Regions from separate parts of the Homo sapiens genome. Here regions 1 and 3 are each linked to region 2. The links are chromatin loops, found by intact Hi-C in ENCODE. Cell type or tissue: heart left ventricle. All regions are shown on one strand.

Region 1 (2,500 bases), 110 kb after region 2:
CTGGCTCTGAGTGGCCTTAGACTGGGGACACATCTCAGCTGGGGATGAAGGCCACTGTGGCCCCGGACCGCCAGGGCAACTCCTTGGACCTCTCTGAGCCTTGTTCCTTCCTTTTTTTTCTTTTTTCTTTTTTTTTTGAGACGGAGTCTTGCTCTGTCACCCAGGCTGGAGTGCAGTGGCGCGATCTCGGCTCACTGCAAGCTCTGCCTCCCAGGTTCACGCCATTCTCCTGCCTCAGCCTCCCGAGTAGCTGGGGCTACAGGCGCCCCCCACCACGCCCGGCTAATTTTTTGTATTTTTAGTAGAGACGGGGTTTCACCGTGTTAGCCAGGATGGTCTCAATCTCCTGACCTCGTGATCCGCCCGCCTCGGCCTCCCAAAGTGCTGGGATTACAGGCGGGAGCCACCGCGCCCGGCCACCTTGTTTCCTTTCTTTTGGCCCAGATTCTTGGGGCAAAATACTTGGAGTCCTCCATGTCTCTGTCTCTGTTTTATTTTGTTCTCTCTTTCTGTTTCCTTCTTTCTTCTCTTTCTTCGTTCTCTGTCTCTCCTTCCTTCCTTCCTTCCTTCCTTCCCTCTCTTTCTTTCTTCTCCTTCCTTCTTTCTTTCATCTATCTCTGTCTCTCCTCCCTTTCTTTCTCCTTCCTTCCTTCCCTCCCTCCCTCCATTTCTTCCTTCCTTCCTTCCTTCCTTCCCTCTTTCTTCTCCTTCCTTCTTTCTTTCTTTCCTCTATCTCTATCTCTCCTCCCTTTCTTTCTCCTTCCTCCCCTCCCTCCCTCCCTCCCTCCCTCCCTCCCTCCCTCCCTCCCTTCCTTCCTTCCTTCCTTCTCCTTCCCCGGTCTCACTTTGTTGCCCAGGCTGGTCTTGAACTCCTAGGCTTCAGTGACCCTCCTGCCTCTGCCCCACAAAGTACTGGGATTACAGGCATGAGCCACCATGCCTGGCCTCTATCTCTGCCCCTGTCCCTTTCTCTCTCTCTCTATTGTATCAGCAAATCCCGAGAGCTCTATTTTCAAAATCTATCCAGCATCTACTCACTTTTCACCTCCTCCACAGCCCCTACCTGGTCCGGCCCCATCAACTCCCCCTTGGCCCAGTGCAGACTCCTCTGCCCTGGTCTCCTGGCTCCTGCCCTTGCTCGCCCGCTCCATGCTTTTCTGTCAGGGCACGTCCCTCCTCTGCTCAAGGACCCTCCAGGGCTCCCACCTCACTCAGTGCAAAAGCCAAATTCCTTCTTGTGGCCCACAGGGCCCTGCAGGATCTGCTCAGCACTTATCTGCCCTCACCTCCTCCTTCTCTCCCCTTTGCTCATTCCCTTCAGCCAGGCCAGCTTCCTCGCCGTTTTGGGCATGCTCCTACCTTAGGGGCTTTGCACGGCAGCTCACTCTCACTTGCAGCACCACCTCCTCCTCCAGATCCCCACATGGCTTTCTCTCGCCCCCTTCAGGTCTTTTTTTTTTTTTTTTTGAGACAGAGTCTCATTCTGTCACCCAGGCTGGAGTGCAGTGGCACAATCTCAGCTGGCTGCAGCCTCCGCCTCTCGGGTTCAAGTGATTCTCCTGCCTCAGCCTCCTGAGTAGCTGGGATTACAGGCACGCACCACCACACTCAGGTAATTTTTGTATTTTTTTTTTTTTTTGAGACAGAGTCTTGCTCTGTTGCCCAGGCCAGAGTGCAGTGGTGCGATCTCGGCTCACTGCAAGCTTCGCCTCCCAGGTTCACGCCACTCTCCTGCCTCAGCCTCCCTAGTAGCTGGGACTACAGGCACCCGCCACCACGCCCAGCTCATTTTTTGTATTTTTAGTAGAGACAGGGTTTCATCGTGTTAGCCAGGATGGTCTCGATCTCCTGACCTCGTGATCCGCCTGCCTCGGCCTCCCAAAGTGCTGGGATTACAGGCGTGAGCCACCGCGCCCGGTTGTAATTTTTGTATTTTTAGTGGAGACAAGGTTTCACCACGTTGGCCAGGCTGGTCTCAAACTCCTGACCTCAGATGATCTGCACGCCTTGGCCTCCCAAAGTCCTGGGATTACAGGTGTGAGCCACCATGCTTGGCCCAAGTCTTTTGTTCGTTTGCTTTTAAAGAGATGTATATATTAGTTCTTTATTTCTCTTTTTTCTTTTTATTTTGAAACAGGGTCTTGCTCTGTCGCTCAGGCTGGGGTGCAGTGGTGCGATCATAGCTCACTGCAGCCTCCAGCTCCTGGGCTCAAGCAATCCTCCTGCCTCACCCTCCTGAGTAGCTGGGACTACAGGTCTGCACTACCATGCCAGGCTAATTTGGTTTATTTAATTAAATGAATACATAAATTTATTTGTTTGTTTTGGTTTCTATCTACAGACCAGGACAGTGCTGAACATTTTGAGACAGGGTTTCACTCTGTTACCCAGGCTGGAGTGCAGTGGTGCAATCTCAGCTCACTGCAGCCTCAACCTCCTGGGTTCAAGTGATCCTTCTGCCTCAGCCTCCTGAGTAGCTGGGACTACAAGTGTGCACCAC
Region 2 (2,500 bases):
AGGCCCCGACAGCCGGCGTCGCTGGGGGGCGCACGGACCCCGCTCGGCCTCCGCCTCGTCCGCCTCGTCCATCGCTTCGGCCTCCACCTTCTTTGGCGGCTCTCGGAGCAGCGGCTCGGCACGCAGAGCTCGCGCCCACGACGTGGAGATGGTGGGCCAGCTTGTCGGTATCATGGTGGTGTCGTGCATCTGCTGGAGCCCAATGCTGGTGAGGGGCGCACCGGCCCCTCGAGCCACGCTCCTTCCCGCTCCCTCTCGGCACCCTCCCGCCCTTTGTCGTCCCAGGACACCTGGGGCCTCCATCCTGGACTCAACCAAGGCCCCGGCCCCTAGAGGCCCCACCTGCCCCGAAAGCCAGCATCGCCTTCTCCATCTGACCTCCCATCCTTCCTCCTAGCCCCCCTCTCCTCTTCCTTTTTGGGGTCTTTGTAGCGCACCCCGACCCACACAAGCCTCCTCTCCTGCCCCACCGTTATAAGTCGCCGCGCTTCATTCCCTAGTCCTTTCACCCAACCCCCTTGCTTTTCCTCTTTCCGGGACACCTGAGACTCCTCTACGGCCGGACCCCCACCCACTGAAGGTGTTTGTTTCTTTGCCCCCCTTTTTTTTCCGCATCCGTTTCTCATCTGGATCCCCATTTACCCTCCCTGCGACGGCTCGCCCCTCCTCCCAGGCTTTTACCTTCCAGCCACGCCCCCACCATCCCTGCGCCCCCCTGCGCCCGCGCCTGCTCTATAGCTCACACCGGCTTCCCCCGCAGGTGTTGGTGGCGCTGGCCGTCGGCGGCTGGAGCTCTACCTCCCTGCAGCGGCCACTGTTCCTGGCCGTGCGCCTTGCCTCCTGGAACCAGATCCTGGACCCTTGGGTGTACATCCTACTGCGCCAGGCCGTGCTGCGCCAACTGCTTCGCCTCTTGCCCCCGAGGGCCGGAGCCAAGGGCGGCCCCGCGGGGCTGGGCCTAACACCGAGCGCCTGGGAGGCCAGCTCGCTGCGCAGCTCCCGGCACAGCGGCCTCAGCCACTTCTAAGCACAACCAGAGGCCCAACGACTAAGCCAGCCCACCCTGGGCTGGGCCCAGGTGCGCGGCGCAGAGCCTTTGGGAATAAAAAGCCATTCTGCGAGCCCAGGCAGGACCGTGTGTCCCGTCGGGGCTTCGGCATCCACTGGGGCCGCGCGGGGGGCTGCAGGGACGCCGCGTGCGCCTCCAGGGTGGATGCAGTTCCGGGGCCTACCAGAAGAGGGCGCGGAGACACGGGGGCGCGGTTCTAGGAGGTTCGAGGGTGCCGGGCCCGTGGGCGCCAGAGCCGCAGGAGCAAGCGCACCGTGCGGGCGGCCGGGGCTGGGGCTCCGCTGGGAGCAGAGACAGAGGGTGTGTGGGGCGTTTCCTGACCTTGCCGCTGCCCTAACGGACTTCCGAAACCATTCTGCTCACTGCGGCTTTGAGCTCTTCCAATACAGCCCCAAAACCCTATCCCCAAACCATTTTGCCCCACGCCCCTGGGCGCCCCCCAACACAATCCCGACGCCCCCTCCCATCTCGGCTCACCCACGCTCCCCACCATAAGAACAGCCCCGAGTCCACGCCGCCCCTTGATCCTCTTCAGATGACACCCCCATCAGTCGAGACTCCCACGACCACCCAGCCACCTGCCCCGCAAACGTCCACACCTCCAAGCACGCCCCCACCCCCAATGACTGCACACAAGAAGACACGGAGGATGCAAGGATCCGGCAAATCCCAAAGGCCTTTTTAAAAACTAAGAGCTCTCGGGCAGGGGCAGGGGCAGGGGCAGGGGAGGGGGCTAGCAGCCCCCGGCCACGAAGTCGAAGTCCAGGAAGGCTGCCTGCTCCGCGGCTGTGAGGGGCCGCGCGTCGCGGGGCGGGCTCAGTGTGGGGGCCTCCCCGGTGAACTCCTCGTCGAAGTTGCTGACGTCGGTGCGGCCGGACAGCGTGGGCACAAAGGGCGGTGGCAGGCGCCGGGCCAACAGGGCTTCCCAGCCCAGAGTCTGCAGGGGAGGGAAGCGGAGGGGAGGGTCAGCCTGGAGGCTGAGGAGGGGGCGTGCTGCAGTGGGGACCAGTCCTGGGGCTCGGGGACCACGGAGAGGAGTGAGCATACAGAGGACAAGTGGGGTGGGGGGACTGGGGCTCAGGAGGGATCACCTGCGAGAGCCTGGTGGAGAAGCCGGATTAGGAAAAGTGGAGGCCCGGCGTGGTGGCTCAGGCCTGTAATCCCAGCACTTCGGGAGGCCGAGGCGGGAGGATCACTTGAGGCCAGGAGTTCAGGACCAGCCTGGCCAACATGGCGAAACCCCGTCTCTACTAAAAATACAAAAATTAGCCTGGTGTGGTGGAGTGGTGCACGCCTGTAATCCCAGGTACTCGGGAGGCTGAGGCAGGAGAACTGCATGAACCTGGGAGGCGGAGGTTGCAGTGAGCCGAGATTGAGCCACTGCACTCCAGCCTGGGCGACAGAGCGAGACCCTGGCTAAAAAAAAAAAAA
Region 3 (2,500 bases), 120 kb after region 2:
GTTGGCGGCTTGTCTTTTTATTTTCTTTATGTCTTTTGAAGAGCAAAAGTTTTCATTGTGATGAAGTTCAATTCGCTCATTATTTTTTTCTTTTACGGATTGTGGTTTTGGTGACATAGGTAAGAAACCTTTGCCTAATCCATGGTCTCAAAGATTTCTTTTTCTTTTTTTGTCTCCTGAGACGGAGTCTTGCTCTGTCGCCCAGACTGGAGTGCAGTGGTGCAATCTCGGCTCATTGCAACCTCCGCCTCCCCAGTTCAGGTGATTCTCAGGCCTCAGCCTCCAGAGTAGCTGGGATCACAGGCATGAGCCACCACGCCTGGCTACTTTTTAAATATTTTTAGTACAGACGGGGTTTTGCCATGTTGGCCAGGCTGGTCTCAAACTCCTGACCTCAGATGATCCCTCCACCTGAGTCTCCCAAAGTGCTGGGATTACAGGCATGAGCTACTGCGCCTAGTCTCATTTAGTCATTTAGTTACTTTTTGTGTGTGATTATGAGGTAGGGTCTAAGTTCTTTTTTTTTTTTTTTTTTTTGAGACGGAGTCTCGCTCTTGTTGCCCAGGCTGGAGTGCAATGGCACGTGACCTCTGCTCACTGCAACCTCTGCCTCCCGGTTTCAAGTGATTCTCCCTCAGCCTCTCAAGTAGCTGGGATTACAGGCACCTGCCACCACGCCCGGCTAATTTTTTTTTCTTTTTTGAGATGGAGTCTCTGCTCCCATCACGCACAGTGAAGTGCAGTGGCTCAGTCTTGGCTCACTGCAACCTCTGCCTCCCAGGTTCAAGTGATTCTCCTGCCTCAGCCTCCCAAGTAGCTGGGATTACAGGCATGTGCCACCAAGCCTGGCTAATTTTTGTATTTTTAGTAGAGATGGTGTTTCACCATGTTGGCCAGGCTGGTCTCGAACTTCTGACCTCAGGTGATCCACCCACCTCAGCCTCCCAAAGTGCTGGGTTTACAGGCATGAGCCACCATGCCCAGCTGGGTCTAAGTTTTAAATTATTATTATTATTTTTTTACACGTGTATATCCTATTCTTGGGAAAATTTAAAGGGAGTTATTTCTGTTTCTGGTAACGTGCGCGTTCAGTGTGTGCTCCCCTGCCTGTAATTCTCCCATTAGGGTCAGGGCAGGGCTGGAGAAGCGAAAACCATAACTAGAAGAGACTTCCCCAACAGGATGTTGCCCAACCCTGGCCGGGCTGACATTCAGCCTCGAGGGTCCTTATCGGCAGTACAATTGCAGCTGTGACCAAACCCAGCCACCCACAGCCTGACACCCCCAACATCCTTGACCTTCCCTTTAGCTTCGGGCTTGAGCAGGCCTTTGATACTCAAATAGAGAAAGGAGACAGCAAGACCCCTGTGCCTTCTCAGAGGGGGCACCCCCTTCCCCGATGCCTTCACGGGTCCTGCCTCTCCGGGACCCAGCTTCCCTCCTGGCCACCCCACCACCTCCCCAGCCACACCTCATTTCCACCCATCTAGAGAGGGTGAAACACAAACACTCCTGGCAGCCCTGCCCGAGTGTGTCCTGGGACATGGTGGGGTGGGGGCTCCCTGACTCCTGGGAAGGGGAACTCTGGGGTGGCCTGTCCTCCCAGCTCCTCACCCCACTGGTGCCTCGCCCCATGAGTCGTGTGAAAAGGCAACAAAACCAACCGCAGGGAGATATAAAATCTCTTCCTGTATCTGTGACAGCTGTTATGTTGGTCTGGCCGTCTGTTCTTCCTGTGAGCACCTGAATCCGTTCAGACCAAGCTCTTCCTCTCTCCAAGAAGCCTCTATGGCTCCCACCTCACCCAGTAAAATCCAGTCTTCCCCAAGGCCCACAAGGCTTGGCTGTGTGATTTGCCCTGTCACCTCCAGCTCTCTTCCCCTCATTCACTTGGCTCCAGCCACCCCAGCTTCCTCACTGTTCCCCAAATAAATATGCCAGGCCCAGTCCAGCCTCACAGCCTTTGCATGCGCTGTTCCCTCTGCCTGGAACACCTTTCCCCCAGATATTTTTTTATTTTTTTATTATTTTGTGTTTTTGAGACAGAGTCTTGCTCTGTTGCCCAGGCTGGAGTGCAGTGGCGCAACCTCAGCTCACCACAGCCTCTGCCTCCTGGGTTCAAGCCATTCTCCTGCCTCAGCCTCCCGAAAAGCTGGGACTACAAGTGGGCATCACCACGCCCGGCTAATTTTTGTATTTTTAGTAGAGACGGGGTTTCACCATGTTGGCCAGGCTGGTCTCGAACTCCTGACCTCAACTGATCTGCCTGCCTTGGCCTCCCAAAGTGCTGGGATTACAGGCATGAGCCACTGCGCCTGGCCCCTCTCACTCTTTTGTCTGCCTAACATACTTGCTCAGAGGTCACCTCCTCAGTGAGTACTTCCCTGACGACCCCCATATTTGAAATTTTAGCTTCCTTCCCCCAGTCCTTTCTAACCTTTCCCCTCTATTTTATTTTTCTCTATAGCACATCACCTTCTAATATTTTAATTCATGAATT

Evidence for each region. Hi-C counts contacts between places; a loop is a spot of excess contacts. Peaks named below come from ENCODE experiments on the same cell type or tissue, not always from the same donor. Only the 100,000 strongest peaks of a DNase experiment are listed, where the experiment ranks them.
Region 1: a loop joins it to region 2, with 2.6 times the contacts of the local background. A loop is called at or near these places in 24 of 110 quality-filtered maps.
Region 3: a loop joins it to region 2, with 3 times the contacts of the local background. A loop is called at or near these places in 25 of 110 quality-filtered maps.

Annotation. Positions count from the first base shown.
Region 1 is chr19:14,360,827-14,363,326 of GRCh38, reverse strand. The region is part of intron 1 of LINC01841 (long intergenic non-protein coding RNA 1841); the gene reads left to right. Among named protein-coding and RNA genes, the nearest start is that of LINC01841, 1.9 kb to the left of the region's middle. In heart left ventricle, a CTCF peak has its summit at 1,413 (motif pointing left); no DNase peak of the experiment used is centred here; H3K4me3 peaks cover 228 bases; H3K27ac peaks cover 659 bases.
Region 2 is chr19:14,471,087-14,473,586 of GRCh38, reverse strand. PKN1 (protein kinase N1) reads right to left here. Exons shown (of 22, transcript NM_002741.5): 22 at 1,728-2,006. The coding sequence ends at 1,803. It overlaps PTGER1 (prostaglandin E receptor 1), which reads left to right. Exons shown (of 3, transcript NM_000955.3): 2 at 1-208; 3 at 761-1,121. The coding sequence ends at 1,027. Among named protein-coding and RNA genes, the nearest start is that of PTGER1, 3.0 kb to the left of the region's middle. RefSeq lists a silencer at 1,313-1,402 and an enhancer at 1,240-1,888. In heart left ventricle, CTCF peaks have their summits at 1,005 and 1,216 (motif pointing right); DNase peaks (open chromatin) are centred at 1,226 and 1,651; H3K4me3 peaks cover 358 bases; H3K27me3 peaks cover 985 bases.
Region 3 is chr19:14,355,179-14,357,678 of GRCh38, reverse strand. The region is part of intron 1 of LINC01841 (long intergenic non-protein coding RNA 1841); the gene reads left to right. Among named protein-coding and RNA genes, the nearest start is that of LINC01841, 7.6 kb to the left of the region's middle. RefSeq lists enhancers at 1,321-1,370, 1,441-1,620, 1,681-1,780. In heart left ventricle, no CTCF peak of the experiment used is centred here; a DNase peak (open chromatin) is centred at 1,208.